Regions from separate parts of the Homo sapiens genome. Here region 1 is linked to region 2. Evidence: chromatin loops called from intact Hi-C (ENCODE). Cell type or tissue: GM12878. All regions are shown on one strand. Links, peaks and the distances in the headings refer to the core of each region. The heading gives the core; the rest is flanking DNA. Region 1 overlaps RALY (RALY heterogeneous nuclear ribonucleoprotein). Region 2 has its middle 80 kb from the start of RALY.

What was found. Peaks named below come from ENCODE experiments on the same cell type or tissue, not always from the same donor. Only the 100,000 strongest peaks of a DNase experiment are listed, where the experiment ranks them.
Region 1: a loop joins it to region 2, with 2.7 times the contacts of the local background. A loop is called at or near these places in 4 of 110 quality-filtered maps.

What each region holds. Positions count from the first base shown.
Region 1 is chr20:34,015,174-34,030,705 of GRCh38, reverse strand. All of the region lies in intron 1 of RALY (RALY heterogeneous nuclear ribonucleoprotein), which reads right to left. Among named protein-coding and RNA genes, the nearest start is that of MIR4755, 26 kb to the left of the region's middle. RefSeq lists a silencer at 5,349-5,643. In GM12878, for the core only: a CTCF peak has its summit at 8,415 (motif pointing right); a DNase peak (open chromatin) is centred at 8,095; H3K27ac peaks cover 1,301 bases.
Region 2 is chr20:33,906,191-33,921,722 of GRCh38, reverse strand. It overlaps the pseudogene TPM3P2. Among named protein-coding and RNA genes, the nearest start is that of RALY, 80 kb to the left of the region's middle. RefSeq lists a silencer at 1,426-1,625 and an enhancer at 13,395-13,896. In GM12878, for the core only: CTCF peaks have their summits at 5,864 (motif pointing left) and 6,606; a DNase peak (open chromatin) is centred at 3,354.

The sequences.
Region 1 (15,532 bases), core at 5,067-13,066, 110 kb before region 2:
ACATATGAGAAAACTAAGGCTCAGAGACTAGGTTACTTGCGCAAGATCAAAATAAGTCAAGTGGTAAAACTGGGAGTCAAACTCAGGTCTTCTGGACAACTCTAACTCTGTCTCACTTGTGGCCCAGGCTCCTCCAGGCTTAGATCACCTGGATTCTAGCTGAGACAAACTTTCAAGGACTCTGAGATTTATTTCACATTTCTGTGCTCAGCTCCCTCCTCTGCTGGGTGAGGATGGTGAAGAAGAGAAATCCCTATATATTCGTTCCCAGGAATGTGGAATGGAATAGAGCAGACTCTAGAATAAGAATAGCAGCACATACCAGGCACTGATGTAAACCTTTTATTTGTATTAACTCATTTAATCTTTACAACAATCTTGTAAGGTTGGTATGTTATTTTACTAATGGAGAAATTGAGGCACAGAGAAATTAAGTACATTTGCCCATTGCACAGCTAACAAGATGGTGGAGCTGGGATTTGAACCCAGAAGTCCAACTCCAGGGCTTGCCCTCTTAATCTCACATTATATATAACAATTCTCAAAAACAGAAGGCAGGAAACATGTTCTCTTGTTCTAGTTTACATGGCTCAGAGTTCCCCACCCATCTACACCCAAGCCTGACATCCTCTCCATATACTTGCAGTCCAGGCTTTTTACTGAATACAAGTTGAATGGCTCCTGAGTCCTTCAGCCAGGTGGTTCCAGAGGCTTCTCTAATCTCTAGCTACTGTAATCTCAAAGCTATAATAACAACGGCCATTTAATAGGCATTTACCGCACAGTTGGAAACAGACTAGGTACTGGCCTAAGCACTGTTTTATTTCAGAGGGAATGAAAGTTGCTCCAAGTCATGAGTGAAGGGATTGAGGGTGCGGGGGGCCTCCAGGTCTGGAACAAAGCAGCAAGCACAAGGAACCAAAGGATCTCTGCAGCTCTGGATCAAAAGACAAAGGCAGAGGCACCAGGGAGTCAAGAATGGACACCTCCAATCAACAAGTCAACCAACTCAATTCATCTTCTATTTCCCAGCCTCCATGATTCAGAGAATGGCATAACCATTCTCCGGGGTACTTAGACTCCAAATATTCATGCTCTCAACCCCTCTTTCTCTCTCTTCCCCATTCCCACAACTGCCAAATCCTTGTGGGTTTTTTTTTTCTCCCCCTCTAAGAGTTCTACATCCAAATCATCTCCCTCCCTCCCTCCCTCCCTCCCTCCCTCCCTTTCCTCCCTCCCTCCCTCCTTTCTTCCTTTCTTTATGTTTTGCAACAGAGTCTCACTCTGTCACCCAGGCTGGAATATCCTGGCGCGATCTTGGCTCACTGCAACCCCCGGCCCCCCGGGTTCAAGCGATTCTCCTGCCTCAGTCTCCTGAGTAGCTGCGATTACAGGTGCCGGCCACCATGCCCAGCTAATTTTGTATTTTTAGTAAAGACGGGGTTTCTTCATGTTAGTCAGGCTGGTCTCAAGCTCCCAACCTCAGGTGATCCACCTGCCTTGGCCTCTCAAAGAATTCTTTATTCCCTACTATGTCAACTTCCTCTTGGTTCAGGATCACATTATCTCTTGCTTGCACTGCTGGCATATTTCTTGAAACTTACTGACATTACAAAGGCAGACTTACAGGAGTCTCTTCCCTGGTCTCTGTTTCACTAGTCTCCCCTACCCCTCCTATTCCAATCCATTAGACCCACACAGCCAGACTAATGGTCCTAATGACACTTCCCTGCTCAAAAAAAGTCATGGCTCCCAGTCACCTCAGCCTTGCTCTTAGGTATGCCAGTATCTGGTCATCATCCGCCTTACTTCTACCGTGGGCTTTCCAGCTCTCATATTTTTGGTCCACACTGTTGTCTCACTGGAATTGCCCTTCTTCATTTACACACATTCAAACCCTTCTTAATTTTCAAGGCCTAGTGAATCTATGACGTAATCCTGAACCCTTTTCTTGCCACTCTCTCTGCCATGTTTTTTTTTTTTTTTTTTTTTTTTTTTTTGAGATGGAGTCTCTCGCTCTGTCACCCATGCTGGAGTGCAGTGACACGATCTAGGCTCACTGCAAGCTCCGCCTCCCGGGTTCACACCATTCTCCTGCCTCAGCCTCCTGAGTAGCTGGGACTACAGGTGCCTGCCACCACGCCTGGCTAATTTTTTGTATTTTTAGTACAGACGGGGTTTCACCGTGTTAGCCAGGATGGTCTCGATCTCCTGACCTCATGATCCGCCCGCCTCGGCCTCCCAAATCTGCCAAGTTCTTGAAACATCTCCGGCTTGTGGGTATATTCATTTCTGCACTCACCATCAGCTAAGGCCTCAGGAATACAGTACCCCTGTTCCCCTTCTTCCTTGTAGAAATTCCTACTACTTCTGAAGAATGGAGACCTAGTCAGTTATAAGATTTCTTTTTTTTTTTTTTTAAGATAGGGTCTTGCTCTGTTGCCCAGGCTGGAGTGCAGTAGTGCAATCTCAGCTCACTGCAACCTCCGCCTCCTGGTTTCAAGCGATTCTCCTGTCTCAGCCACTCAAGTAGCTAGGATTACAGGCACGTGCCACCACGTCTGGCTAATTTTTGTGTTTTTAGTGGAGACGGAGTTTCACCATGTTGGCCAGGCTAGTCTCCTGACCTCAAGTTATCTGCTTGCCTTGGCCTCCCAAAGTGCTGGGATCACAGGTGTGAGCCACCACGCCCAGCCAGTTATAAGATTTCTGTTTCTATTCCTCCTACTTAGTCTGGATCTACCTCCCAATAAGAGACCTGAGTTCTAATCTGCATCTCAGATTCCCCATCTGCAAAATGGGAATTCCTATACTGCCAACACAAGGATTTTATAATCACATGTTTTTATCAATGTGGTAACAGGTGAGGAAAAGGGCAGAGTTAGGATGGGAGAGTCCCAGCCAGGTCTTTTATGGTTCTTCTTGTAAGCTGAATAACAGAGTACATACATGAACCTTCTATCTAATTAGTCAAAAAATATTTCCTGATACTAGCTGTACTGGTTGGCTTTGCTGTGTAAACAGCTCTGAATAAGGGGTTATGGAGGATGCACAGATGATTGAGAACAGTCCTTATCCTTAGGCACTTGGCATTCAGGATGGGACTATGATGTCCCACAAAAAATTACTAATAATAGGCAGGATCTAACAGTTCAAAGAATGTTATGTATTGTGGAAGTGAAGAAACAAATCAGTCTGACCTGGGTTTGTCTCAGAAGCTTCACAGAAGAAGCAAAGATTTAAGCCAGGCCTTGATGCAAGGTGACAGAAAGACATGGGCTGCTACTATGCCTCAGGCACACGGCTGGGTGTTAAACTGTTAATCCTTATGATACCCTGTGAAGTAGGTGATGACATGTCCATTTTACAACCAAGGTAACTGAAGACAGGTGAGGCTAAGTGTGCCATTCAAGGTCAAACAGCTAGTAAGCAACAAAGCTAGCATTTGAACCCAGGTCTGCTTTACTTTACTCCAGAGCCTGTGTACTCTCATGATCTGCCTTACTTATTACACAGCAACATGAAAGAAGACCAGAAAAACTAAAGTTCTTTCTAACCTCAAAATTCAATCATTGAACGGGGGATGTGGAGGGAGTGGGGGTTGTGTGCTCACTGCTGCTATGTCTTCTCCGTAAGATTGTGACCTTATGGCAGGATTAGGGTCTTATGAACTGTCATATGGGTCTTGGGTCATGTAGGATTAGGGTCTTACGAACTACCTGCCAGGCTCTGTGTCAGCCTAAGTATCTGTGAGTAAATAAAGGAATAAACAAAACCTGCCCGGCAACTCTTATTCTGAGGACTAGAAGTCCAAAATCTCAAGCTCCATATTCAGAGTCTCAGCCCCAGTATGAATATCAACCGAATATCTACTAATCTGTTGGCTTAAGGTGTCCTTTTCCCATTCTTGTTTTCACAAGTCAAGGGAGATGTAAGGAGTGCAAAGGCAGGGAGCAGAGAAAAGAGGATGGGAAAGGGGTGAAGGGAGAACAGGTAAGGAAGGAGACACCTGAGCAGGTTTAAAATGTCTCAGGTTTAGAGGCCAAGGCGGGCGGATCACGAGATCAGGAGATAGAGACCATCCTGGCTAACACGGTGAAACCCCGTCTCTACTAAAAATACAAAAAAAAAAAAATTAGCTGGGCATGGCTGGCGGGCGCCTGTAGTCCCAGCTACTCAGGAGGCTGAGGCAGGAGAATGGCGTGAACCCGGGAGGCGGAGCTTGCAGTGAGCCGAGAACACGCCACTGCACTCCAGCATGGGCGACAGAGCGAGACTCCGCCTCAATAAATAAATAAATAAATAAATAAATAAATAAATAAATAAATAAAATGTCTGAGGTCTAGACTTTGGAAAAGATCTTTTTCCTTCCGATACCAGAACCAAGGACTTTTATTTAAAAGAGAAGCAGCAGGAATTCCTCTTTGTAAATGTTAAATGAAGGGAGTTTGCTTGTCCAAACTCCAAACTAAATGTGTCAATAGGAGGTAAAGTGAAACACTTATCGACAAGTTGCTCAGGGCTCCAACCCTCAGCCCTCACTATTGCCCTGCCCCAGCCCAACCTCTGCCAGGTTTAAGCTGAAGCCTGCAGAGGTCAGAAGACAAGCAGGTTCTTCCTCTTGTCACAGCTTCCTCCTCTACCAGCATTACTCCAGGCTAACAAGCCTTGGGAGTATATCGTTCCTTGTGGCTAAGGGGTTACTGACATCCTCTGGACCTTTCTCCAGTAGCTCCCCATCATGAAAGCTTTGTTGAAAAACCTTCCTTATCCCCACCCCCCACAAAAAAAAAAAAAAAAAAAAAACAACCAGGAATCTACTGCTGGAAGCTAGGGAAAGGAGCCAGGAAGTGAATGAAGAGTGAAAATTATGGGAAGCCTGGGTGTGGACATCAAAGGGTGGGGAATCAAGCAAACGGTCTGGGACAAGAGAAAGGGAGCATTCCCTGGGGACCGAAGACGATTTTAACAGAGGAAATAATCTCCTACATTTGTAAAACAATTTTTTTTTTTTTTTTTAAAATAGCATGTCCCTACAGAACTCTTGTTGTTTAGAATAAGCAAGCTCCAGGGCCTGCAGGAAGACTGACCGAAAGGTGTTGGGCCAGGTGAGGTGGCTCACGCCTGTTATCCCAGCACTTTGGGAAGCTGAGGTGGGCGGATCACCTGAGGTCAGGAGTTCGACACCAGCCTAGCTAACACGGCTAAACTCCGTCTCTACTAAAAATACAAAAATTAGCTGGGTGTGGTGTGGTGGTGCATGCCTGTAGTCCCAGCTACTCCAGAGGCTGAGGCAGAAAAACTTGAACCCGGGCAGCGGAGGATGCAGTGAGCTGTGTTTGCACTACTGCACTCCAGCCTGGGCAACAGACTGAGATTGTCTTAAAAAAAAAAAAGAGAGAGAGAGAGAGACGTGTTGCTGAAGGGTTATCTTCCTCAGGAGAGAGGAAGAGAAAGGGAAGCTGCGTTCTCTAGGCCTCTGGGGTGGCAACCAAGGCACCAGTGAGCAGCCACGGGAGATAATCTCAGCCTAATGGCTCCAGGCTCCCTCAGGCAGGGCTCCCCTGAAGGCAGCCTCCAACGCATTTCTGCTAGAGTCAGCACTTCAGGGCTCACAACCGACCACACACAGGGAGTAAAAGACTGGCACAGGGCAAAGGCACAGGGCAAATAGCCCTTGTCCCACAAGCCAACTTGCCAATCTATTTGACAGTTGGGTTCCAGCTCCCCCTAACCCCTCAGCCTCAAAACTGCCTCAACCCTTCTGTAAGGCTTGCTTATCCCAGCCTTTACTAAACCCCATGGTCTTGCAGTTCTCCCAGACTCCTCCCCTCACAAGGATACCTGACCTTGACTCTTGTGACTGGCTCTACTGTATGGTTGCCTATGCCCAGGCATAATAAAACTACTGGCTGTGTTGCTGTGGGGGTAAAAAAAATGACCTCACAACATAATAAAAAATGCAGCCAGGACACAAAATGGGTCAGTAAAACCCTCCCATACTCCCAAACAAAGACAGGTGTCAGGATGCCCAGTGTATCAAAAAGTAGGCCCTAGAGGACAGCTGGTTTCTTAATGACAGGTGACATTAGGGGTCTTGAGCCCAACCCATGTTCACGTATGAGAACATAATGCATGCCATAAATAGATGAAACTCAATCTAGGCAGTCTCCAAGCTGCCTGGAGGAACGTCCACAGAATACAACAGATGTGCAAGACAATCATTCTTGCCTCTGCATTTTCTGGGCAGCTAACAGCATTTCTCCTTTCTCAGCTGAAGCTATCTCTAGTTTTCCCCTCCTCCTTCCCTAGAAGATCCAACCCTGCAGGAATTATCAAGGGAGGCACGAGTAATTACTGTTTTCTTTTCTCCATGCTAATGAGACAGTTGGATGGTTCCCCTTCCCCCTCTTGAGCTGGAAGTGAGAATCTAAAGCTTTATAATCAGTAACCAACACACCAAAGCTCCGACCAGACACTGCTCTGTGCAACTGAGACTGTGTAGAAAATGGCTTTCATGCCCCTGATGAGACCAGAGTTGGAAGGGCTCAACCATTTTATAAAAAGGGAGGTAAGACCAGAGCAGGGAGGGGAATCTGTCCAAAGTCACAGAGGGAAGTCAGTGGCAGGGCCAGAACCAGTCTCCTTATTCCCAATCAGGCCACCTCTCACCTCACTCAGACCATGTTGGCCAGGCTGGTCTCGAACTCCTGATAATCTCAGGTGATCCGCCCGCCTTGGACTCCCAAAGTGCTGGGATTACAGGCGTGAGCCACCACACCCAGCCTGTCATTGGTTTTTGAATACCTATTCAAAAACTGATATGTAAGCTTGAAATTTGCAGTTCCAGCCTCCACACTGAGGTCCCCTCCAAAGTTATTCTATACTGTATTAAGTCTGAGTGAGGTGAGAGGTGGCCTGATTGGGAATAAGGAGACTGGTTCTGGCCCTATTATACCATAGACTGACTGTGGGGCTCTTGTGATACTCCAGCATATGATCAGTGCTGACCATAAGGCTTCACTTTCTAGAGTGCACAAAATTAGGTGCTTTATTCTATAAATGGGGTTAGCTCCACATGAGAGCCCCTGCCTTAGTCACCCGCTTAAGACTTCAGACCCCCACCCCCTCGAACTAAAGCCCAACTCAAAATCCAAGGACAGGCCTCCCCACCAATGGCCATTGTCCAGAGACTGCTTGCCAGCCTGGATGTCCACTTGGGTTTGCTGCTCTCTCCACCCCTCTGTAAGGAAGGCAGCATATAGTAGAAACAATTAGCAGATAGACCTAGGTTTAAGCCATGGCTCTCCCACCAAAACTGGGTATCCTTGGTGCTTTGACCACCGTTCACTTGCCTGTCTCTTCTACCACTCTTCCCTACTTGGGAGCAAGAAATATTCAGTTGTTTTCCTGTATCCACAATGAGTCAGTCACTGTCTACCAAATGATACTCTCTAAAACTTAAGTCCTCACATTTGTAAAATGGTGATTAAATCACCTACCTCAGAATAGTGAAGATAAATGAGGGGAAAAAATTACGTAAACTGCCTAGACTAGTGCCTGGCCCTTCTTCCTCTACTGTATCTTGGATTCCCAGGGCCAAAAGTTTGTCTGTACTGAACTACACAGCCCATCCTGGAGACATCATGCCTTGCTGACGGGGTCTGTTCCACTCTAGCAGTCAGACTGACTGCCAGTTCCTGGAACTCTACCAATAAAAACAGATACGACTACTCTCCTCACAGGTGAAGGTAGTGAATTTCAAGCAAATGATCTTTGAGCATATACTAATATTCTAGATTGAAAAGAGAGGGGAACTTTGGGGGAAAAAATGCTATGCTATGAAGCTGGAGGCTTAGAGAAGAAATCCCAAGTCCCAAAAAGTGGCTGAAGATAATCTGCACTGGAGCCTACAGAAGGGCCAGAGACATGAAATGAATTGCCTTTGGTCACATAGGAAGCTGAAGGCAGAAATGAGCTTAAAACTCACCACTGTGGTCTCCCTAGATGGTACTTTTTCCGTCCTTCAGGGCAGATGCACAGTGCTGAAGGAAAAAGGAAGTGAGGCATAGGAGGCTCAGTAGAGTGGCAGGGAGAGGCACATAGGGACATCAAGTGGCACTTACAAAGTTTCTGTTTGGTAAAGGTGACTGAGGGATAAAGCCAGCCTTTAGTTTCGTAGGGGCCTTATGTGCTCTGGCAGTTGAGGGGCAGAAACAAGTTCAAACTGGCCAGAACAAGTGTCAACAGTTATGGAGGGGAAAGGTATAGGGTGTCTCAAAGTATCATAAGCCCCTCCACCCACAACATCAGCTGCTTTGAGTGATCAAAACCTTCTGCCTACCCATCCCCAACTTCTCAACTCATACTATGATCCAGATTTTCTACGGTATCTGTCTTTTCCACTAGAGGGCCCTCAAACTTAAAAACTAGGGGTGAGGTATAAGGTATAGAGAAGAGAATAAGAGCTTTGTCCAGGCTGTGCATGGTGGCTCCCATCTATAAACCCAGCAGTTTGGCAGGCCGAGACAGGAGACCACCTGAGCCCAGGAGTTCGAGACCAGCATGGGCAGCCAAGTGAGACATTGTCTTTATTAAAAAAAAAAAAAAAGAAAGAAAGAAAGAAAGAAAAAAGGAAAGAAAGAGAAGGCTGAGTGTGGTGGCTCATGCCTGTAATCCCAGCACTTTGGGAGGCCAAGGTGGAAGGATCACTTTGGGAGGCCAGGAGTTGAGGACCAGCCTGGGCAACAGAGCAAGACCCGTCTCTATTTAAAAAAAAATTTTTTTTTAATAATAAAAAAACTTAAAAGAACAAATTAAAAAAAATTTTTTTAATAATAAAAAAATTTAAAAGAACAAATTTTTTAAAAAGAGTTCCGTCTCCTGAGGAAGATCTGACTGATGAGTCTTTTCTTTATTCTACTCACCATATTCTACTTATTATATTCACCCGAACTTCTGAGTTAAGTGACTGGCCCAAGGTCACGCAGCTAATAAAGGCAAATCAGGACTTGCCTGTGTATCAAGTATCCTTTTATGGCCATGACTGCTATGGTTTGAATGTGTCTCCTAAAGCTCATGTGTTGGAAACTTAATCCCCAAAGCAACAATGTTGAGACAGGGGACTCTGAGAGGCAACATTAGTGCATGAGGGCTCTGCCTTCATGAATGGATTAATGTCATTACTGCAGGAAAGTGTCTGCTATCTTGAGAGTGGGTTTATTATAAAAGTGAGTTCAGCCCTCCCACTCTCTCTCACCATGTGATGCCTTCTGCCAGGTTTTTATGCAGCAACGTGGCCCTCACCAGATGCGGGCGGCCCCTTGATCTTGGACTTCCCAGCCTCCAGAAGCATGAGCCAAACAAACTTCTATTGTTTGTAAATGACTCAGTCTATGGTATTCTGTTACAGCAGCACAAAATGGACTAAGACGGTGACTTTCAGCCTGGCACAGTGGCTCATGCCTGTAAATCCCAGCACTTTGGGAGGTCCAGGCAGGTAGATCACTTGAGGTCAGGAGTTCAAGACCAGCCTGGCCAACATGGCAAAACCCCATCTCTACTAACAATACAAAAATTAGCCAGGCGTGGTGGTGCACGCCTGTAATCCCAGCTACTTGGGAAGCTGAGGCACAAGAATCGCTTGAACCCCGGAGGCGGAGGTTGCAGTGAGCCAAGATTGCACCACTGCACTCCAGCCTGGGTGACTGAGTGAGACTCTGTCTCAAAAAAAATAAACTAATTAAAAAAAAAAAAGAAAAAGACAATGACTTTCAGCAAATTTGATTTTTATAGTTTTGAGCGGTAGGTAGGACAGGTGTTCTCTACTAAATCATGTCCCTTCTTCAAACACCTGCAATCCATTTCAGGCCTAGTTCTGACATTTATCTTCTCTTACAGAACTTGCATAACTACCTTCTTTCTTACAGGTCAGCAAACTTTTTCTGTATAGGATCAGATAGTAATTAGGCTTTGTGGGCTACCATAGTCTGCGTGGTATTCAACTCTGCCACTGTAGTGCAAAAGCAATCATGGATGAACAAATGAGTGTGGCTGTGTTCCAGTAAAACTTTACAAAAGAGGCAATGGGCTAGATTTGCCCCACCAGTTTGCTGACATGTTCTAACTAATCTGTCTCCAATCACCTGTTGACTAATCCATTATTCCTACCACAGTCCTGTAACCTCAGTGGATCCCCTTTGCCTACAGGATGGTTTAAACTCTACCCTTATTCATCCTCTACCACATCCTTTTCCTGCACACTGCACTCCAATCACACTGAGTTGTAATTTGGCAGCTTCTACCATTCCTCATGCTGTTCCCTAACATCCTCAATGACTTTCTCCATCCCTTTGCCAATATTATCTACTCAGAGACAAGTCCAAATGCCAACACCTGGGAGAAGTCTTTGCCAATGATTCCTCCCCTCACCCCCATGGGAGTTAATCCTTCCTCATGTTCCCTGACTAGCCTCCTTCCCAGGTAATCTGTCCAGCACATCCTCCACTTACATGTGTTACGGTGAACCTTCACATGCCTATCTAATTTACTGGGAGTTCTTGAAAAACAGGAACTGTGTTTCATATGTCTATACACTATTTTCAGAACCTGGTACACAGTGGGCACTCAAGCTTCCTTTTTTTTTGAGACAGAGTCTTGCTCTGTTGCCCAGGCTGGAATGCAGTGGCGGGATCTCGGCTCACTGCAAGCTCCGCCTCCCGGGTTCACGCCATTCTCCTGCCTCAGCCTCCCAAGTAGCTGGGACTACAGGCGCCCACCACTACGCCCGGCTAATTTTTTGTATTTTTAGTAGAGACGGGGTTTCACCGTTTTAGCCGGGATGGTCTCGATCTCCTGACCTCGTGATCCGCCCGCCTCGGCCTCCCAAAGTGCTGGGATTACAGGCGTGAGCCACCGCGCCCGGCCAAGCTTCCTATCTACCGAATAAAGCTTGCTCTGTCTTACATAATTTGTATGTGTATGGTTGTCCCTCACCCACCACTACCTCCCCACTCCCCCAGAATTCTAAGTTTCTCAAGAGCAGGGACTGTGTCTTACTCAACTCTGTGTCCCTTGCAGTACCTAACAGAGCACCCAGTGTCTGCCTACTGAACAGGCTTCTAAGCTGAGTAGATTACTAGAACATGGGGATCTTCGGTTCTAGCAGAAATGTGAGACGACCCACAGCATCAAAGAATCCTTCAGTCTGCTTTATGGGCTTGCCCCTACCTCCCATCCCATCATGTTTTCGGGTCTGGCCAGGTAACCACTTAAAGCAGAGGCCAAGACCAGGCATCTCACTAGGTTGCTCTCACCTGTGCTGAGTTAAAGGAACTGGAGCTATGTGAAGAGCAGAAGGATCCTTTTTTTTTTTCTTTTGAGACAGAGTCTCGCTGTGTCGCCCAGGCTGGAGTGCAAGATGCATGATCTCGACTCACTGCAACCTCCACCTCTCGGGTTCAAGCAATTCTCCTGCCTTAGTCTCCCGAGTAGCCGGGATTACAGGTGCCCACCACCAGGCCTGGCTAATTTTTAAAATATTTTTAGTAAAGACAGGGTTTCACCAACTTGGCCAGGCTGCTCTTGAACTCCTGACCTCAAGTGATCCACCCGCCTCGACCTCCTGAAGTGGTGGGATTACAGGCGTGAGCCACTGCGCCCGGCCGAGGGATCCTATTTTTAGACCTCCTTGTCCCTGGGCTCAAACTGTATCCTAAATACTAGCCCTAAACTGACCCCCAATCCGTATTTAGCCCTAGACCAGAAGACAGCCTTCTAACAAGTACAGATCCTTGGTTCCCCAAGGCAGGTGATTTCACTGAGGGAAAGGCTGCAGTTCAACCTCAACTGAAGAAAAAACTCAAAGGTATGTAGTAAGGATCATTAGGAGCTCCATCTCCGGATGCAAAGGAACCTCTATTGAGATTAGGGGTCCTGGGCAAACCTGTAGTCCACAAGTACAGCTATCCTACCTTGGGGCATTTGTGGGGTGGAAGACTAAATTGCTAATGGAAAAAACAAAACAAACACCAAAAGAAATTTTCTTCTAAACCCAGAACAGAACAACATTCCATCTGGGTAAGTGAGCTTGTCACAGGCAAGGGGTACTTAGCATATCTTCCATTCCAGGATTACGGCTGTCAAGTTTTAATTAGGGTAATTAGAGTTAAAAATGTAATTTCATTTCAGGGGTATTTTGAACAGATTCCATTAATTTCTTTCTGTAAAAGAACACAGAAAGGAGGGGCAGGCTGTGTGAAGCAGAAGATTTTGCCATGAGAGAAGCAAGGTTATTTGCCTGGGCCAGACGAACTTTCAAACCAATGCCAAGAACCACAACACCTCTGCAGGTCTGGCCCAGAGGACAGAGGACTGCTGCTCTTCAGGCTTCCTCCCTTCTCCCCCACAGAAGTCTAGAAATAAGTTTCAGTTGGTACTTGCTAATAAATCAATCTTCTCCTCCCTACCTGCTGCACCTGCATTACTGCCATCCAATGGCTACTACTACAACCTTAAATCTGGCAAAGGATAAGGGCTCAGAGCAGTCCATCTGTTTTGCTACACGTTAGGTACTGCTCTAATGCCCACCCCTTTACCAGTAATTCCTGGACACATCTTTATGCTTTTGTTTGTGCTGGTTCCCTGGTCTGGAGTGCCCTTCCTGGCTTAACTCTTACCCTTCATTCTTCCTTCAAAACACAGATCATAATTACATCCCCTAGGAGAACCCCCATTCATGCCTTTGGAATCTCAGAATTCCTTATAAACTCTTCTATCAAGGAACATACATTATACTGTGGTTTGTATCTTTGTCTGACTCTGATGCTAGATTGTGAGGTCATCTAAGAATCCCTAGCACTAGCACAAGCCCTGACACACAGGAGACACTCAACAAGTATCTGTTGAATGACCAACTATAGGAGGAATTTGGTCTGACCACACTGGCTGCTGAGCATGTTAAGCCTGCAGGTTCTCCAATGCATCCAGTTATGAATCCCTTCCCTCTCCTTGCACAAGGCCAGTTCAGAAACCTGACTCTGCACTCCGTAGAGGAGAAAACCTTCCCATTGATCCCAAATGATGATTGATCTCTCCCATTAGAGCCTGCTCACCCCTTAGGGAACTTGGAAAGGAGATGAGAAAGCAAGAGAAAGTAAAAGCAAGCAGAGCATCCCTCTCCACCCCCTGCACCTGCCTTACCACAGGTTTTAAAGAATTTCCTCCAGTCTTTGAACAGCTCCAGGGAGACAGCCTGAGCTCCCGTTCAGTCTGTAGAAGGGTAAGTAAGAGAGGGCCCTGGTAGAAAACAGTTCATCAGATTGGAATCGGTGTTGCAAATGCTCAGAAATGTATTAATAGCATAGTACAATAGAGATTATGCTATATGACAATGGGCAGCCAAGTCACTTCATTTTGACTTTTCTGAGCTTCAGTTTCCTTTCCTTCCTATGCCAGTAGGTTGCAAGGAGAAATAAACACAATGAGGCTCAGTATTTAACACTTAGTAGGTATTCAATAAGTGATTTTTCCATCTGAAGAGGGGGCCTATACGATGTACCTAGCATCACATTAGGTAAGAGTTTATAAAGGTGAGGAAAACACATCAAATAGGGATACAAGTTAACCATTTCCCCGTTTGTTCAGGGTAGCCCTGCCTGCTGGTCCCCAGGGGAGGTGGGCTACACCAGCAGAACTGTTGTATTGACAAGTGTAACCAGATCCATTTCACGGTAATCATTCTCCCTACCTAGGAGCACTGCTCCAGCCTCCTCCCAGGCTCCCCAGGCCTGGCTACAGGCCCATATTGATCCATTTCTAATTAGGAGCTGTGTCAGTGCTTCTGGCAGAAGGTCAGGGCCTGGGCTGCCTCGCTGGCCTCTGGCCAAATGCCCTAAAATGCCCCGCCCCAGGCAGACCCAGAGAACGGACACTATGAGGTAGAAAAAGATCCCAGACTAAACTCATCATAAAGCAGCATGAAATTTTAGAACTGAAAGGGTCCTTTATGAGTATAGGTTTTTAATATTTCAGTGGAGAAAGCTGATGTCCAGAAAAGAAACTTGTCCAAGGTGGTATCAGAAGATAATGCATATCTTTTTACTTCTAGTTCTTTCTCTAGATAAGTGTTTCCCAACCTGGCTACACAACAGAAGGACTCAAGGAATTCATTAAAAACATCAGTTTCTATGCCTGACCCCAGAGATTCTGATTTGGAACACATGCAGTAGCTTTGGCTTTCTTGTGCTAAGTATGGGGATCACCTTCCAATAGCAGTGAACTCAGGTTCAAACTCACCTTGGGTCATAAACAGTAACATTCAGAGGTAGCCCACTATTGTCTGATCCAGTCCTCCCCTACCCCCATCATTATACTAGCGGCCTGAATCCAAAGGATCTATCATAAATGGTTCCAACTTCCTAACAGTCTGCTAGCTTGGCTGTCAGCAAAGAACATTTCCTTTCAAAACTAGTCTGAAACTAAAATGTCTGTTATGAAGATACAGAAACCTAAGGGGTGGTGGTGACAGCACCTGGGTATAAAGAAATGTGGAGGATGCTGTGGTACTCGGTGTGTGGCATCTGGCACGGGCAGAGATTATGTGGGCATGTGTGGAGGGGAGGACTTGTGCGCAGATGTAAGGGAGTGAACAGTGTGGTGTCTGAGTTAGGCTTGCAGATACTTTGGTAGCACACACAATTCTGGGTATCTGGGTAGAAGACAGTGGGACAGGGGTGTAAGAGGGTAAATGTGTGCACATACGGGAGGAGGAGGAATAGATGGCTTGAAAGTGTAAGGGAGATACTTTGTGTATAGAAGAGAGGACATACATGCACATCAATTGTGTGTGTGTGTGTGTGTGCACATGTTGCAAAGCATTGAGCCTGTAGGGATGGGGAAAAGTAGGTGTCTGCCTCTGTGTGGCCTATACACCTGTATGCATGAGAAAACAGATCCATGAACATTCCTGACTCATCTAGCCCTGGCTTTGCCTGAAGGCTCCTACCACTCAAGGGCAAACCTATCTGCAGAAATTTCTCATTAAAATTGACATTTTGACAACTACGAAAAATAAAATGATAATGACACCCCCAGCACTGTGGGAGGTTAAAAAAAAAAAAGTCTATGCCAATAAAACACAAGAGACAGATGAGAAGCAATTATGCCTCAATTACTTCTCAGCTTCACAAGGGGAGGTGTTATTTGGAGTTAAACATTGTATGGCTGATTCACATCTCCACCCAAAGACTTGGATTTCTTGGGTTACCTAGGAAAAGTGCAAAAAAGAAGTAGGTAGAGAAAGGTAAATAAAGTTTTTTGCTTTTTTGTTTTTTTATGAAGGACTGGAGAAAGGGGGAGATTTAAAAAAAAAGGGGGAAATATTGAGAAGAAACAAAAAATAAAAGGCAAAAAGGACAAAAGAGGTAGGAAGAAGGGAAGGAAAGAATAGGAAGAAAAGTAAATATCCTTTAGGCTGGCCCACAGAGATTTAGCACACATTTGGCAGAAATTCTGAATAAGGGGGACAGGTGGA
Region 2 (15,532 bases), core at 2,479-10,478:
GTGTGTGGGGGAGCAGAACTGAGTTGTCAGATGCTTTTCTCTGGAATTAGGAAGATTTAAGTCTCAGTGCCACAACTTACTAGCTGTGTGATCTTGGGCATGATACATTCCCTATCTGAGTCTCAGTTTTCTCGTCTGTAAAATGAGGACGGTGTGGGTTTTCATGAAGATTAACTGAGCCACTGATGCATACAGCTTGTTTGGCCTGGTACTCAGTGTGTAGAAAGCCCCCATTCAATGGTAGCTGAGGCAGTGGTGGTGGTGGTGGTGGTGATGTGAACAGTTATAGGGGCTGGGCGCAGTGGCTCACGCCTATAATACCAGCACTTTGGAAGGCCGTGGTGGCTAGATCATGAGGTCAAGAGATCGAGACCATCATGGCCAACATGGTGAAACCCTGTCTCTACTAAAAATACAAAAATTAGCTGGGTGTGGTGCTGCGCGCCTATAGTCCCAGCTACTTGCGGGGCTGAGGCAGGAGAATCGCTTGAACTCGGGAGTCAGAGGGTGCAGTGAGCCAAGATCGCCACTGCACTGCAGCCTGGAGACAGAGCGAGACTCCGTCTCAAAAAAAAAAAAGGTACGGGGGGCCAGACACAATGGCTCATACATATAATCCCAGCACTTTGGGAGACAGAGGTGGACAGATCTCTTGAGCCCAGGAGTTTGAGACCAGCCTGGACACCATGGCAAAGCCCCATCTATACCAAAAAATTTACAAAAATGTGCCGAGCATGATGGTGCACTCCTGTAGTCCCAGCTTCTGGGGAAGCTGAGGTGGGAGAATCACTTGAGCCCTGGAGATTGAGGCTGCAGTGAGCCGTGATCACACCACTGCCCTCCAGCCTGGGCAACAGAGTGAGACCCTGTCTCAAAAAGAAAAAAAAAGCAGGGGCACACACTCTGGGCATTAATTCTTCCTGAAGGAGAGGGTTAAAAGAAGGTTTCACAGAGGAGGATATATTTGAGCTGGTTCTTGAAGGATAATGAGGATTTCAAAAGGTTGACAAGCTGAGGGAAGAACATTCCAGATGGAAAGCTGTCAGGGAGAAACTCACTGGTGAGCAAATGTGAGCCGTGTCGGGGAAAAGCTGAAGAGCTCTGTGGGCTGAGGACATGGTAGCTTGAAGTGCCTGGTGGGAGGGTGGCAACAGTGCAGAAGGTCTCCAAAGCTAGGCAAGGGATCTGGGTTCGCCCTAAAGGTGATGGGGAGACTTGGAGGTGTTTTTTTTTTTTTTTAATTGTGGTAAAAAACATATAACAGGCCGGGCACAGTGGCTCACACCTGTAATCCCAGAACTTTGGGAGGCTGAGGCGGGCGGATCACCTGAGGTCAGGAGTTTGAGACCAGTCTGGCCAACATGGCAAAACCCCATCTATACCAAAAATATAAAAAATTAGCCGGGCGTGGTGGTGCACGCCTGTAATACCAGCTACTGGGTAGGCTGAGGCATGAGAATCGCTTGCACCTGGGAGGTGGAGGTTGCAGTGAGCCAAGATCCTGTGACTGCACTCCAGCCAGGGTGACAGAGCCAGACTCTGTCTCAAAAAACAAACAAACAAACAACAACAACAACAAAAAAAAAAAAACAGGCTGGGCATGGTGGCTTACATCTGTAATCGCAGAACTTTGGGAGGCCAAGGCAGGTGGATCACCTGAGGTCAGGAGTTCAAGACAGCCTGACCAACATGGTGAAACCTCACCTCTGCTAAAAATGCAAAAAAAAAAAAAAAATAGAAAAGAAAAAAACATATAAAATTTACCATCTTAACCATTTTTTAGTGTATGGTTCAGTAGCATTAAGTGTATTTACCTTTTTGCGCAACAGATCTCTACAACTTTTTCATCTTGCGAAACTAAAACTCTCTCCCCCTTGAACAACTTCCCGTTTCCCCTGTCCTGGGCAGCCACCATTCTGTTTTCTGTTTCTAGGAGTTCGACTACTTTAGGTCCCTCATGTAGGTGGCTGGCTTATTCACTTAGCGTGATATCCTCAAGGTTCATCCATCTTGTGGCATAAGACAGGATTTCTTTCTTTTTACAGGCTGAATAGTCAGGCATGAGCTCACACCTATAATCCTAGCACTTTGGGAAGCTGAGGCAGAAGGATCATTTGAGGTCTCGAGCTTGAGACAAGCCTAGGCAACATAGTGAGACCCCCATCTCTACAAAAAAGTAAAAAATTAGCTGGGTGTGGTGGTGCATACCTGTGGTGCCAGCTACTTGGGAGGCTGAGGTGGGGGGATCATTTGAACCCAGGAGGTCGAGGCTGCAGTGAGCTATGATTGCACCACTATACACCAGTCTGGGTGCCAGAGTGAGACCCTGACTAAAAAAAAAAAAAAAAAAGGAGGCCAGGTGTGAGGGCTCATGCCTATAATTCCAGCACTTTAGGAGGATTTCTTGAGCCCAGGAGTTCGAGACCAGCCTAAGCAATATGGTAAAACCCTGTCTCTACAAAAAAATACAAAAAAAAAATTAGTTGGGCTTGGTGGTGCATGCCTGTAGTCCCAGCTACTCGGGAGGCTGAGGTGGGAGGACCACCTCAGCCCAGGAGGTTGAGGCTATAATGAGCTGGGATCATGCCACTGCACTCCAGCCTGGGTGTCAGAGTAAGACCCTGCCTCAAATAAAATAAAATAAAATAAAATAAAATAAAATAAAATAAAAGGCTGAATAATGTTCCATTGTATGTAGATATCACATTTTTATCCACTCATACATAGCAGGGGGGGTGGGGGTTTAAACAATCCCTCCAAGGGGTGGTGAGGAGGGTGGTATGTAGAGTGAATTGAAGCAGCCAGATTGGCAGCAGGGAGGCCAGGGAGGGGCTGGTGCAGCCGCCCAGGTGCATGCGATGATGGCGGCCAGGCCTCAGGTATGGCAGAGGTCTTGGATACAAAAGACATTGTGGAGGTAGAATTGGTGGTATTTGATCATTGGCGATATGATATTTGTCCTAACTTTAGAAATCTAGAGGTGACTCAAGTCATTCCCGTCCTCTTACTCCAAAAGTGGGAAAGAGGGCCTGGCTGGTCCCTTCAAGGGTGAGGAGGAGGATAGAGAATTGCTATGGTGGGCGAAAGGCAAATGCCAACACTTCCAGTTCTATTAGGTTGGTGCAAAAGTAATCACAGTTTTTGCCATTAAAAGTAATGGCAAAAACAAAAACTGTGATTACTTTTGCACCAACCTAATATAATCCTTCAGAAAGTCCCCACTCTGTAGACTATCTTCCCCACCCTGTCCCCCAGCATGTGACTGGGACATTGGGCAGGATGGCTAGCCAGCCACGTGGGTGAGAGAACACAATCCCAAGGGGAAAGGGAGCTGGGCTTCTGGTCCCTGTACCACCTGTGTCTTGCTGTGTGACTCTGGATATGTCCACACCCCTCTGTGGTTCTCAGTTTCAGTGTGTAAAGTGAAAGCGTTGGTAAAGCATTGGTGCTGCCGTGGATGGTGATGATGATGATGATGGCGGTGGTGGCCAACTCTTTTTGAGTGCTTACTCTGTGCCAGGAACTCTTCTAAGTGCTTTTCAAGCATAAATGCATTGATTCATTTTATTCTTCCAGCACGATTATAATCCCCATTGTACGAATGAGGAAATGAAGGCAAGAGAAGCAAAGTTACTTGGCTGAGGTCACAGTGATAACAGGCAGAGCTGGAATTCAAATGCAAGCAGTCTGGCTCCAGACCACTCCCTGGAATCACTTGGGGAGCTTTAAAATATCAGATTCCTGGATCCACCCCAGACCTGCTGGATCAGAGCCTCTTGCTAACAAGCTCTCAGGGCTGAAGGCAGGGATTAGGGCTGAGGGTTCCATGGGGACAGACATTGCCTGGGTCTAGCCCAAGAGACAGTGGACCCTGATTCTTCCCCCACCTGCCCCAGCACTGATGTTCCCTGGGTTTGGGGGTGACTGACCCTTTTGGAGACAACCTGCAGGGTGTACCCAGATTATTCCCACCCTCTCACACATGACCTGGAGGGAGCAGGCTCCAACTTCCTCATGCCCTCCCTGGAGTCCTCAGAAAGGGTCCCAGCAGGACCTACCTGTTACACAGGTAATAAATGACCCTAAGAAAAGATACTAAACCTCTCTAGCAACCCAATGTCTTAGTTCGTTTTCTCTTGCTTATCACAGAGTACTTGAAACAGAGTAATTTGCAAAGAAAAGGGATTGACTTCTTACAAGTGTGGAAGCTGAGTAGCCCAAGGTTAAGGGCTTGCATCTACTGAGAAGCTTCTGGCTGGTGGAGACTCTCTTCAGTGTCCCAAGGCAGTGTAGGGCATCACACATGGTGAGGGGGCTGAGCGTGCTAGCTTAAGTCTTTCTTCCTCTTCTTCTTCTTCTTTTTTAAAAAAATTAGAGATGAAGTCTCACTATGCTGCCCAGGCTGGTCTCAAACTCCTGGGCTCAAGCAATCCTCTATCCTCGGCCTCTCAAAGTGCTGGGATTACAGATGCAAGCCACCACGCTCATCCCTCTCTTCCTCTTCTTATAAAGCCACCAGTTTTACTCCCATGATAATCCAGTAATCCACTAACCTATGAATCCATGAATAGATTAATCCATTCATAAGGGCAGAGCCCTCATGACCCAATCACCTCTTAAAGGCCCTACCTCTCAATATTGCCACATTGGTGATTAAATTTCAACATGAGTTTTGCAGGGGACAAATATTCAAACCACAGCACTCAGCAAATGGGAGTTAATGCAATAAGAAAACGCCCTGGAAGGTTCTCAAGAGGGAAGGGCTGTAGTCAGACACCTTCCTAATCAAATTCATCCCTGCTCCATTTGGAATTTGAATGTACTCGAGTGCTCACAGGAGCTAAATTATTCTTTTTGTACATATGGTAATGACAGTATTAGGCCCACAAATATCTTGGTATGTGGTTATTTTTTAAAAGGACAACATACTGTCAAGCTAGATACCAACAATCAGTAATCGCTCAAGTAATCACTTTTTAAAACTTCAGTCTAAAAAAGAGTTCAATAATTACTGCTATCCGCAATAAGAATGAATCTCATAGACTCAGTGAATGGGCAAAACAAGCCAGACACAGAAAGCTAGATACCAGATGATTCCATTTATATGAAATGCAAGAACAGACAAAACCAATCTATGGTGATAGAAGTCAGGATAATGGTTATTTTTGAGGAGCGTTGACTGGAAGGGAAACTTTTAGGGAGGTGGAATGACCTGTGTCTTGACCTGGGTTGGAATTACACAGGTGTACACAAAGTAAAGATTCACTGAGTTGTACATGTATAACTTATGCACTGTACTATGTGCAATTCATGCCTTAAAAATGTTTTAAAGAGTTGGATTGTTTCTTTCTGGTTATCCATGTCTTTCGTTAACATTCAGATAGTGACTGAGAACTGACTGAGCGCTTACAATGTACACACCCACTCAAGTGGGGCAAGTGGCAGAAACAAGGGAAGGTTAGGCCTTGGCTTAGCCAGCACTGGACTCTGGACTTACAAGGCTTACAGCTGGAGGGGGCTACCAAGGCCAACTGTGCTTGATGCCATTGAGACTCCCACTCCCACACATAGTCCAAAAGAGCCAAGGCCAGGCCTGCGCAGCCTGCTCCACTGGGGGAGTGAACCACTCAGAAGGCAGCTGAACGGACTGGGAATAGGAGAAGCTATTAGCAGCTACCCTGGCCACGGGGCCCTGCAGGATCAAAGATGAGAACTGATCGGGCCCACAGGGCAAGGGGGAGGCCAGAGCCAGCAGGAAGGATAATTAGGAAAGACATCAGGCCAGGCTGGACAATGGAGGCTCAGAGATGTCAGGATTCTCACTCCCTGTTGGGACCACATGGCAGGAGGCAAGGGCTCCCCCTGGGGGCCAGGCAGGTAATGGACAATGGTCCCCAGATAAGAGACCAGAGACGTCCAGTTCATGCCCAACATTTCACAGCAAGTCAGGGACTCAGCCAGGACAAGACCCCACACATCCTGCACTCTATAGGCTTCTCCCCACCATCCCAGCAACACCCCAAGGTGATGTTTATTTCCTACCCTGAATGTTCCACATTCTACGTTCCCTGCATTTTCAGCTCTTTTTTTTTTTTAAGACTTAATTCTTGATTCTTTTGACAGCTTACATCATCCTGAAAGTAAAGTGAAAAAGCCATACCACACTACCCACTTTTAATACAGATCTTTGTAGATTGGGAAGCATAAACCAACCAAAAGAGTGATAATTAGTTCTGAATTCAAGTGAGGTTTATGGAATGTGAACCATTTGGGTAATCGGCTGGGGTGGTGCCATGAAGTGGTAATTAATTTGTTTTTTTCCCTAAAATGTTTTACTTAATTAAGGGAGGTGTTGATTTATATACACCTGTCCCCTGGGGATGGTTTGTAAGGCAGGAGAAAATTCCAACTGTCTCCCCGCCACGTTTCTCATCAAATTATTTCATTACATTCAGATACACTTTTGCAGCACTGATTGTGACAGATTCTGGAGTTATGAGCTCATAAATACTGGGGGGTGGGGGGAAGCTGGAGATGCACACTTAATGGGAAATGTTCTCATAATCAAAAGAATATTTCAAGCTGTGACAATGCAGGCCAAGAGAGGGAGGGGGAGCCACTTCAAAGAATAACAGGATGCTGAATAACCCAGCACCTGCAGCTCTGCCTCCTTCTGAGTCAGCTGGGCTCTCAAATATCAGCTTGCGAAGGGCGAATGTCAGGAGGATTTGTAGCTAGTCCTGGGTTCTTTGTCATAACTTACTTGGAGCTGATAGTAGCTTAAGTTTGTTCATTTACTTAACAAATATTTATTAAGCAGCTACTATGTGCTGGGCACTGTGCTACACACTGGGAATACAATAGTGAACAAGACAAGTTTGTTTCCTACCTTCATGGAACTTACAGTCCAGGAAGAGAAAAAAATATAAACAAGTAAAAGAATAAATAGCTGATAAACATATGCCTACTCGATGATCTAGCAATTCTACTCTCAGGCATATATCCAAAATAAATGAGTGCATCTCTCCATGGAAAGACGTGTAAAAATGTTCACAGCGGTGTTATTCAACAGCAACCAGTCAGAAGCAACCCATGGTCGGCCAGCAGAAGAATGAATAAATGAATTGTGTTATACTGACACAATGGAACACTGCTGTGCAATGGGGTATTGCTATGCAGTACTCCATGCAACAGCAATATAAAAAGAACAAACTGCTGTTGCATTTATCCACATGCAAAAATGTGGCTGTATCTCACAGACAATGATGAATGAAAGAATTTAGGCAAAAAGTGTCCAAATTACACGATTCCACTTACATGAAGCTCAAAGGCAGGCAAAACTCATCTATGACAGAAACCAAATAGAAATTAGAATAGTGGCTACCTTTGAGAAGAAGAGACATGAGGGAGCTTTCTGGGGTGTCTGGGAACCTTCTATGTCCAGATATGGGGAACGGTTACAAGCACACATGTGTAAAAAGTCATAGAGGCCAGGTGCGGTGGCTCACGCCTGTAATCCTAGCACTTTGGGAGGCCAAGGCAGGTGGATCACCTGATGTCAGGAGTTCGAAACCAGACTGACAACATGGTGAAACCCCATCTCTACTAAATACAAAAAATTAGCCGGGCGTGGTGGCACATGCTTGTAATTCCAGCTACTTCGGAGGCTGAGGCAGGATGATCACTTGATCCTGGGAGGCAGAGGTTGCAGTGAGCCGAGATTGCACTATTGCATCTCAGCCTGGGCAACAGAATCAAAACTCTCTTTCTCAAAAAAAAAAAAAGTCATTGAGCTATACACTTAATATTATACTTCAATTAAAGCACGCATTTTAATGAGATCCAATACATTTTAAAAATAATAAATAGCTAAGATAATTTCACATGTTGATGAAAGATGTGAAGAAAATAAAACCAGGCCACAGGATGGGGAGCAAAGACCCTTCCGCAGAGATAGCTTTGAGATGCCACCTTTTCTGGAGGTGGCCCATGGGAAAACCTGAGGAATAAGCATTCAAGATAAGGAAGCCGCAAGGTCACTGGCTTCAAGGTGGGGCATCTGGGCATGTCTGAGCAACAGCACGGATACCAGGATAGCTGGAGTGGGAGAGTAGAAGAGGCCAGGGGGACTGTCAGGAGCTGGCCAACCCTATGGGCCACATAAGGATTCGGGTTTTATTCTAAGCATGATATGAGCCATTGGAAAGTGGAAGCAAAGAAATGGCATGACCCAACTGACCTGATTTTTTAAAACTGAGGCTACCTATTGGAATGTGGGGGGGGGGGAAACTGACAGTAGGAGAAACGGCTGCAGTGCTGAGTGGAGAGGCAGGACCTGGAGCACAAGCAGGGGCTGGGTGGGCACCGTGGCTGGGATCGCCACCATCAAGGCAGTAAAGCGCAAGAGCCAGGTTCAGCAGCAGCAGGCAGATGATGCAGAGGAGAGAGCTAAGCGCCTCCAGCGGGGAGTAGAGGGAGCAAGGTGGGCCCGGAACAGGCTGAGGCCAAGGTGGCCTCCTTGAACCATAGGATCCAGCTGGTTGAAAAGGAGCTGGACAGTGCTCAGGCGTGCCTGGCCACTGCTCTGCAAAAGCTGGAAGAAGTGGTAAAAGCTGCTGATTGAGAGTGGGAGAGGTAGGAAGGTTATTGAAAATCGAGCCTTAAAAGATGAAGAAAAGGCTGGGCGCGATGGCTCATGCCTGTAATCCTAGCACTTTGGGAGGCCGAAGTGGGTGGATCACCTGAGGTCAGGAGTTCAAGACCAGCCTGGCCAACACGGTAAAACTACTAAAAATACAAAAATTAGTCGGGTATGGTGGTGCGCACCTGTAATCCCAGCTACCCGGGAGGCTGAGGCAGGAGAATCACTTGAACCCAGAGGGCAAAGGTTGCAGTGAGCTGAGATTGCACCACTGCACTCCAGTGGGTGACAGAGGGAGACTCTGTCTCAAAAAAAAAAAAAAAAAGATGAAACTCCAGGAAATCCAACTCAAAGAAGCTAAGCACATTGCAGAAGATAGGTAGGAAGCATGAAGATGGGGCTCGGCTCATAAGTTGGTGGTTGTTGAAGGAAACTTGGGACGCAGAGAGGAACAACCTGAGCTGGCAGAGTCCTGTGGCTGAGAGATGGAGGAGCAGATCAGATCGATGGACCAGAACCTGAAGTGGCTGAGTGCTGCCGAAGAAAAGGACTCTCAAAAAGAAGACAGATATGAGGAAGCAACTGAGATTCTTACTGATAAACGCAAGGAGGCAGAGACCCGGGCTGAGTTTGCCGAGAGATCGGTAGCCAAGCTGGAAGAGACAATTGATGACTTGGAAGATAAACTGAAATGCACCAAGGAGGAGCACCTCTGTACACAAAGGATGCCAGACCAGACCTGCTTAACTGAATGAGATGCAGAGCACCCCAGTCCCACCTTGCCACTGCTCCTCCCTCTGACCCCAACTCCAACTAGGCCAGCCTGCCCAAAGCTGCCCTTTAACTGAGGGTTGATCTTTAACTGGAAGGCTGCTTTCTCCTTTCACCACCCCTACCTCCCCCACGTGTCTTTTTTGCCAAACTGTCTCTGCCTCTTCCCAGAGATTCCAGCTGCGCTAGAGGCTGAGCACCTTTGGGAACAACATTTAAGCGAATGTGAGTGCAACACATAATGTCTTTAAAAGCATGTTGTGTTGTATACATTTAGTAATTACCTTTTTTGTTGTTTTATAGCAACCATTTGTAAAACATTCCAAATAGTTCCACAGCTCTGAAGCAGCAATCTAATCCCTTTCTCCCTTTTGGAAGGTGACTGTTTAGCTTACTGTATATTGCTTTCTCTAGAAAAAAGGGAAAAAGGTATGAGCCTGCCTTACTGAGAACCAAACAGAGCCCGGGGAAAGACTCCACTCTGGGAAATCATAGCTTTGCACAAAGTACCAGCCAAACCAGAAAGGTGATTCCAGGAGTTAGCCCAAAAACAACAGCAACAAAAAATGTGCTGTTCAGGTTTTCAGCTTTAAGATATCTTTGGACAAAGTTATTTTTACTTTTTTGTTTTTTCATTAGAAGTGACCAAATTAAGCCAGGCGCAGTGGCTCACGCCTGTAATCCCAGCACTTTGGGAGGCTGAGGCAGGCGGATCACTTGAGGTCAGGAGTTCAAGACCAGCCTGGCCAACATGGTGAAACCCTGTCTCTACTAAAAATACAAAAATTAGCCAGGCATGGTGGTGGGCGTCTGCAGTCCCAGCTATTCAGGAGGCTGAGGCAGGAGAATCACTTGAACCTGGGAGGCGGAGGTTGCAGTGAGCCAAGATCGCGCCACTGCACTTCAGCCTGGGCGACACAGCAAGACTCCATCTGGGACAAAAAAAAAAAAAAAAAAGAAGTGACCAAATTAAGACGGTGAGACCTCTGAGACCAAATTTCTGTCCCATCTCCACCCCATTCCCAGCCGCTTACAGAGTGGATCATGTGCCCCTTACATTGAGGTGACCACTTGATTGCTCTCCTGCCTCCTTGAAAGAAAGAAGATTATGTTTTTGCCACTGATTTAGCCACATGAAACTCATCTCATCACCCTTTTCTGGGTTTGAAGCTGCTGTCTCTAAAAGTGCCATGTCATTGTGCTTTGTATCAGTCAGTGAGAAATCTTGAATAGCTTGTGTACAAAACTTTTTAAATGTCATATTATTTTGAAACTTTGCTTCTTTGGGTTTCTGGCACCCTGGCTACCCCCTCTGGCTGTGAGAGCTCTCCACAGTCTGTAGGCTGGCAGGTTGCTGATCTTTTAAAGTTTCTTTCCCTACCTAATCCCCACTTTTTGGTAAAGTTTCTAGGAGGTCTGTTAGGCGTACAAACTGCAGCTTATTGGCTTACAATGTACTCTCCTTTGATGCCTCTTTGACGACAACTGGGAGAAAAAGAAATCAATAGTGCAACTGTTTTGATACTGAAGACTGATGAGTGTCTTTTTGAAATAAAGAACCAGGCCACGCATGATCGCTCATGCCTATAATCTCTGCACTTTGGGAGGCCAAAGCAAGTGGATCACTTGGGGCCAGGAGTTTGAGACCAGCCTGGCCAACATGGTGAAACCCCATCTCTACTAAACAAAATGCAAAGAAATTGGCCAGGCATGGTGGCACATACCTGTAATCCCAGCTACTCAGGAGGCTGAGGCAGGAGAATTGCTTAAACCTGGGAGGCGGAGGTTACAGTGAGCCGAGATTGCACCATTGCCCTCCAGCCTGGGCGATAGAGCAAGACCCTGTCTCAAAAAAAAAAAAAAAAAAAAAAAAGAAAGAAAGAAATTAAGAACCAGTCCCTCCAAAAAAAGACCCAAACAAACAAGCAAACAAACCCTGACTGTACAGCACTGGTGAGGATGTCAAGCAATAAGAACTCTCACACATTGCTGGTGGGAAGGCCAAATAGTTCAACTTCTCCGGAAAACACTTGGCAGTTCCTTACAAAGATAAATATACACTTAACAAACTACCCAGAAATCTCTTTGGCATTTACTCAAGTGAAACAAAAGCCTATGTTGAACCAAAAAACATATGAAAATGTTCATATCAGCTTTAATTATAATCATGAAAAACTGGAAACCCCAAATGTTTCCCCATTGAGGAATGGTTAAACTGTAGTCGAGCTATACAATGTAACCCTATTCAGCAATAAAAAAAAGGATGTCTACCTTAAGTAAACAGGAGAGAGACCTGCTCTCCAGAACAGTTGCCCTCCAGGACAAGCAATTGATACATACAAAAACTTGGATAAACTTCAAATATATTGTGTTACTTAAAACAAAGAGTTTATTTGGGAATAGCAGGAGCGATATGCATGCTCTGGTGAACCACAGGCATATCCAAAGGAGTTTCCTTTTATAGACAAAAGGAAAAGTTCACAAAAGCTGCTTTGAAACAAGGACCATTGGTTACAGGGGCCTCCTGCAATAGTTGGCATCCACTCATTGGTGAAGGCAGCCATTGTTAGTCAAGTGTTCTTGTGCAAGAGGCTTATCTGAAATTTTTGAAATTGTTGTGGTTTTCAGAGAGTCCTTACAATCATTCCAGTCATAGGCATATGTGCACGAGAGCCCTTCCTTCAAGGCCCATGGGCTCCATTTTGTTCGGGGTCAACATAAGTGACTCCATTTTGATTACTGAAAACGTCCACAAGGACCAGCAATGGATACGTGCAAAAATGTGGATGAATCTCAAAGGTATCGTGTTACCTAAAAGAAGCCAAAGCTACTGTGTGATTTCATTTATATGGCATTCTGGAAAAGGCACAACTATGGTGATGAAGAACAGATCAGTGGTTGCCAGGGGATCAGGGTGAAGGGAAGGTTTGGTTACAGAGGGCCCTGGCCACATGACAGAATCTGCTTCTATATCTTGATTGTGATTGTGGTTTCTGATTCTATGCATTTTTCAAGACTCCTAGAACTACACACCAAAAAGAGTGACTCTCCGCTGCATGAAGTGGCTCTTGCCTTTAATCCCAACATTTTGGGAGGCTGAGGTGGGAGGATTGGGATCTCTAGAGCCCAGGAGTTCGAGACCACCCTGGGCAAAATAATGAGACTGCTTCGCTACAAAAAAATAAATTAGTCGGGCATGGTGGTGTGCATCGGTACTCCAGCTACTCAGGAGGCTAAGGTGGAAGCATTGCTTAAGGCTGCAGTGAGCTGTGATCACGCCATTGCACTCCAGCCTGGACAACAGAGCAAGATCCTGTCTCAAAAAAAAAAAAAAAGTGACTCTTACTATCTCCAAGTAAGTTTAAAAATAATTTTTAAATGTAAAAAATAAAAAATAGGTTATACTTTCCTATTGAAAATCAGACCACCTGCAAGTCTGGAGCATTGTTGATTTAGGGCATGCAAGGATGCTGGTCCAGGCCCTCCCAAGCATGAGCTAGCAAAAGTGCTGCACACTCACAGCCTGCTTTTCCTCTGGGCATTACTTTTGCCATAGCCTGCTGATCCCCAGGACAGGGGGACTGGCTTAGCAGCAAACCAAAGACAACGATTCCTGGGCAAGTGATTTATGAAGTGCTCCTAGGAGAAACTGGCAGGAGTGGGGGAAGAAGATAGGAAAGAGAAAAAGCCAAGCAAGAGTGCACTAGCAGATAGCGTCCCAGCCTCAATCTGATCCCACTGGGAGCCGAGGAATGTAAATTACAGCTCGGTTTGTGCCTGGAGGCAAAGGAGCTGGACTCATGCTCTTGTGTATCTGCCCATCTATGGCCAAGGGCCACCCGGCGGGGAAGTAAACTGCAGGCACTTCCAGGTCCTTGTGCTGTGCAGCCAGTGGCTCCAGGAGCCCAAGGGCAATCCTCTGAAGAAAAATCTCACATGGAAGCTGTCAGATGAAAACACCTGGAACCTGGGCAAACAGAAATGCTAAGAGGATCCGAGGGCAGCTGGGTAGAGCTCCAACAGTGCCCGCTCCACCAACTGTGGCTCATCCGCCGGACGTTTACTCCCAAAGCTCCTCCATGGGTCAAACCCAAAGGGCTGGGAAAGGTGGGCCCTGCCCCCAGCTCCTGCAGGAAACAGGAGATCAGGGGCACGAAGTCTTATCAGTAGTTGGATCCAAAGGGATGAAGTGGGAATGAGGTGAGAGGGTCTAAAGTATTTCCTGGAGACAGGCTTGGGGATCCCGGGAGCTTATCCTAACTTAATGCTGACCTCTCGGCCACATGAGGTTCCAGGGAATGAAACAGAGTTAAAGGTGGCAGCATGTGGCTCTTTACCCCAGACATGAAGGCAGTTAACTTGAGACCATAGCCCCCTGTTTATGTTCTAAAAGTTGCACTCATGGAAAGAGTGTACCCACGGGAGCAGGCAAGAGAAGAAAGCTTGAATCCCACGTACTGGTTCATGGACTGGTGCCTGTGCCCATGGTCCCCAGCAAGAATGTCCTGAGGTGGCCAATTATCCGTCGCAAGGAAGGCTGTCCTTTACTTTGGGATTATCTCTAACCTTTAGTTTTGAGGTGCAAGTTACCTATGGTTTCTGAAATGGTGGTGATACTAAATGGGGATCATGTTGTTTGTTTGCTATATATTACCTTTTTTTGGCAAAATAAAACAATAGCAGCTCTGCCTTGGAACATTAAATATGGGATGAAGGAAATTCAACCACCCGTGGAATACAGAATTGGGTACCTCTGGTGAGACGGGGATGTCAGTTTCTCTGCCTCACCTCAAGCTCTGGAGAGGGGCGTCCTGGGAACCACGCGACCTCCCACAGCTACCATTACAGTTGATGGAGCTAGAGATGGTCACCTGACTAGACACAGTGAATTCATTGGTTGATCAACAACCAATTAGAGCCAGGCATGGTGGCTCATACCTGTAATCCCAGAACTTTGGGAGGCCAAGGTGGGCGGATCACTTGAGGTCAGGAGTTCAAGACCAGCCTGGCCAACTAGTTGAAACCCTGTCTCCACTAAAAATACAAAAATTAGCCAGGTATGGTGGCACGCACCTGTAATCCCAGCTACTCAGGAGGCTGAGGCAAGAGAATCACTTGAACCTGGGAGGCAGAGGTTGCAGTGAGCTGAGATTGTGCCACTGTACTCCAGCCTTGGTGACAGAGTAAGACTCCATCTCAAAAAACAAACAAACAAAAACAACAACAACAAAAAATTGGATACTCTCAAAAAAATTTTTTTAAGGTGAGGATTATTCGAGTTGCAAAATCATAGAGATTGGCAGTTCCCCCAAATCCGGTAAGCACACTACTCCCAAATCTGTGTTTTGTAGGTTTGTATGCAAACTCAGGGGCTGACACCCTGTGGGACCCTGTGAAGCAGCCTAGCTTGTAGTCTGCAGAGAGAGGCAGGACAGTGACTTCCAGGGGCACTGAAGGGCAGGGCTGGCATTTGTCCTAAAGCCCCTATGAACTGTGTTTTTCTCTCTTGGTTTCTTCCTTTCTTTTCTTTTCTTTTTCTTTTTCTTCTTTTTCTTTTTTTTCTGAGACAGGATCTTGCTCTGTCACCCAGGCTGGAGTGCAGTGGTGTGATCATAGTTCACTGCAGCCTCGAACTCTTGGGCTCAGGTGATCTTCTTGCCTCAGCCTCTCAAGTAGCTGAGAGTACAATCACACACCACCACACCCAGCTAATTTTTTTTAAAACAATTTTTTTATAGAGACAGGGTCTTGCTATGTTGCCCAGGCTGGTCTTGAACTAGTGGCCGCAAGTAATCCTCCTGCCTCAGCCTTCCAAGGTGCTGAGATTATAGGCATGAGTCACCACATCTGGATCCATCCTGGTTTCTGTGACCTTAGTAAGCCCCTTCATTTTAACCACTGAGTGGGAACCTGTCCCTTGCAACAAGAAAACAAAACAAACCAGCCTAACCAAATTCATCCTAAAGGAAACCAGAGGTGTGAAGATTGTTGAGACACCCAAAATATTTTCAGTGAAAATGTAGGATTTTGCTAACTTAAGAAAAACAAATTTGGCTGGGCATGGTGGCTCACACCTGTAATCCCAGCACTTTGGGAGGCCAAGGCGGGCAGAACACCAGA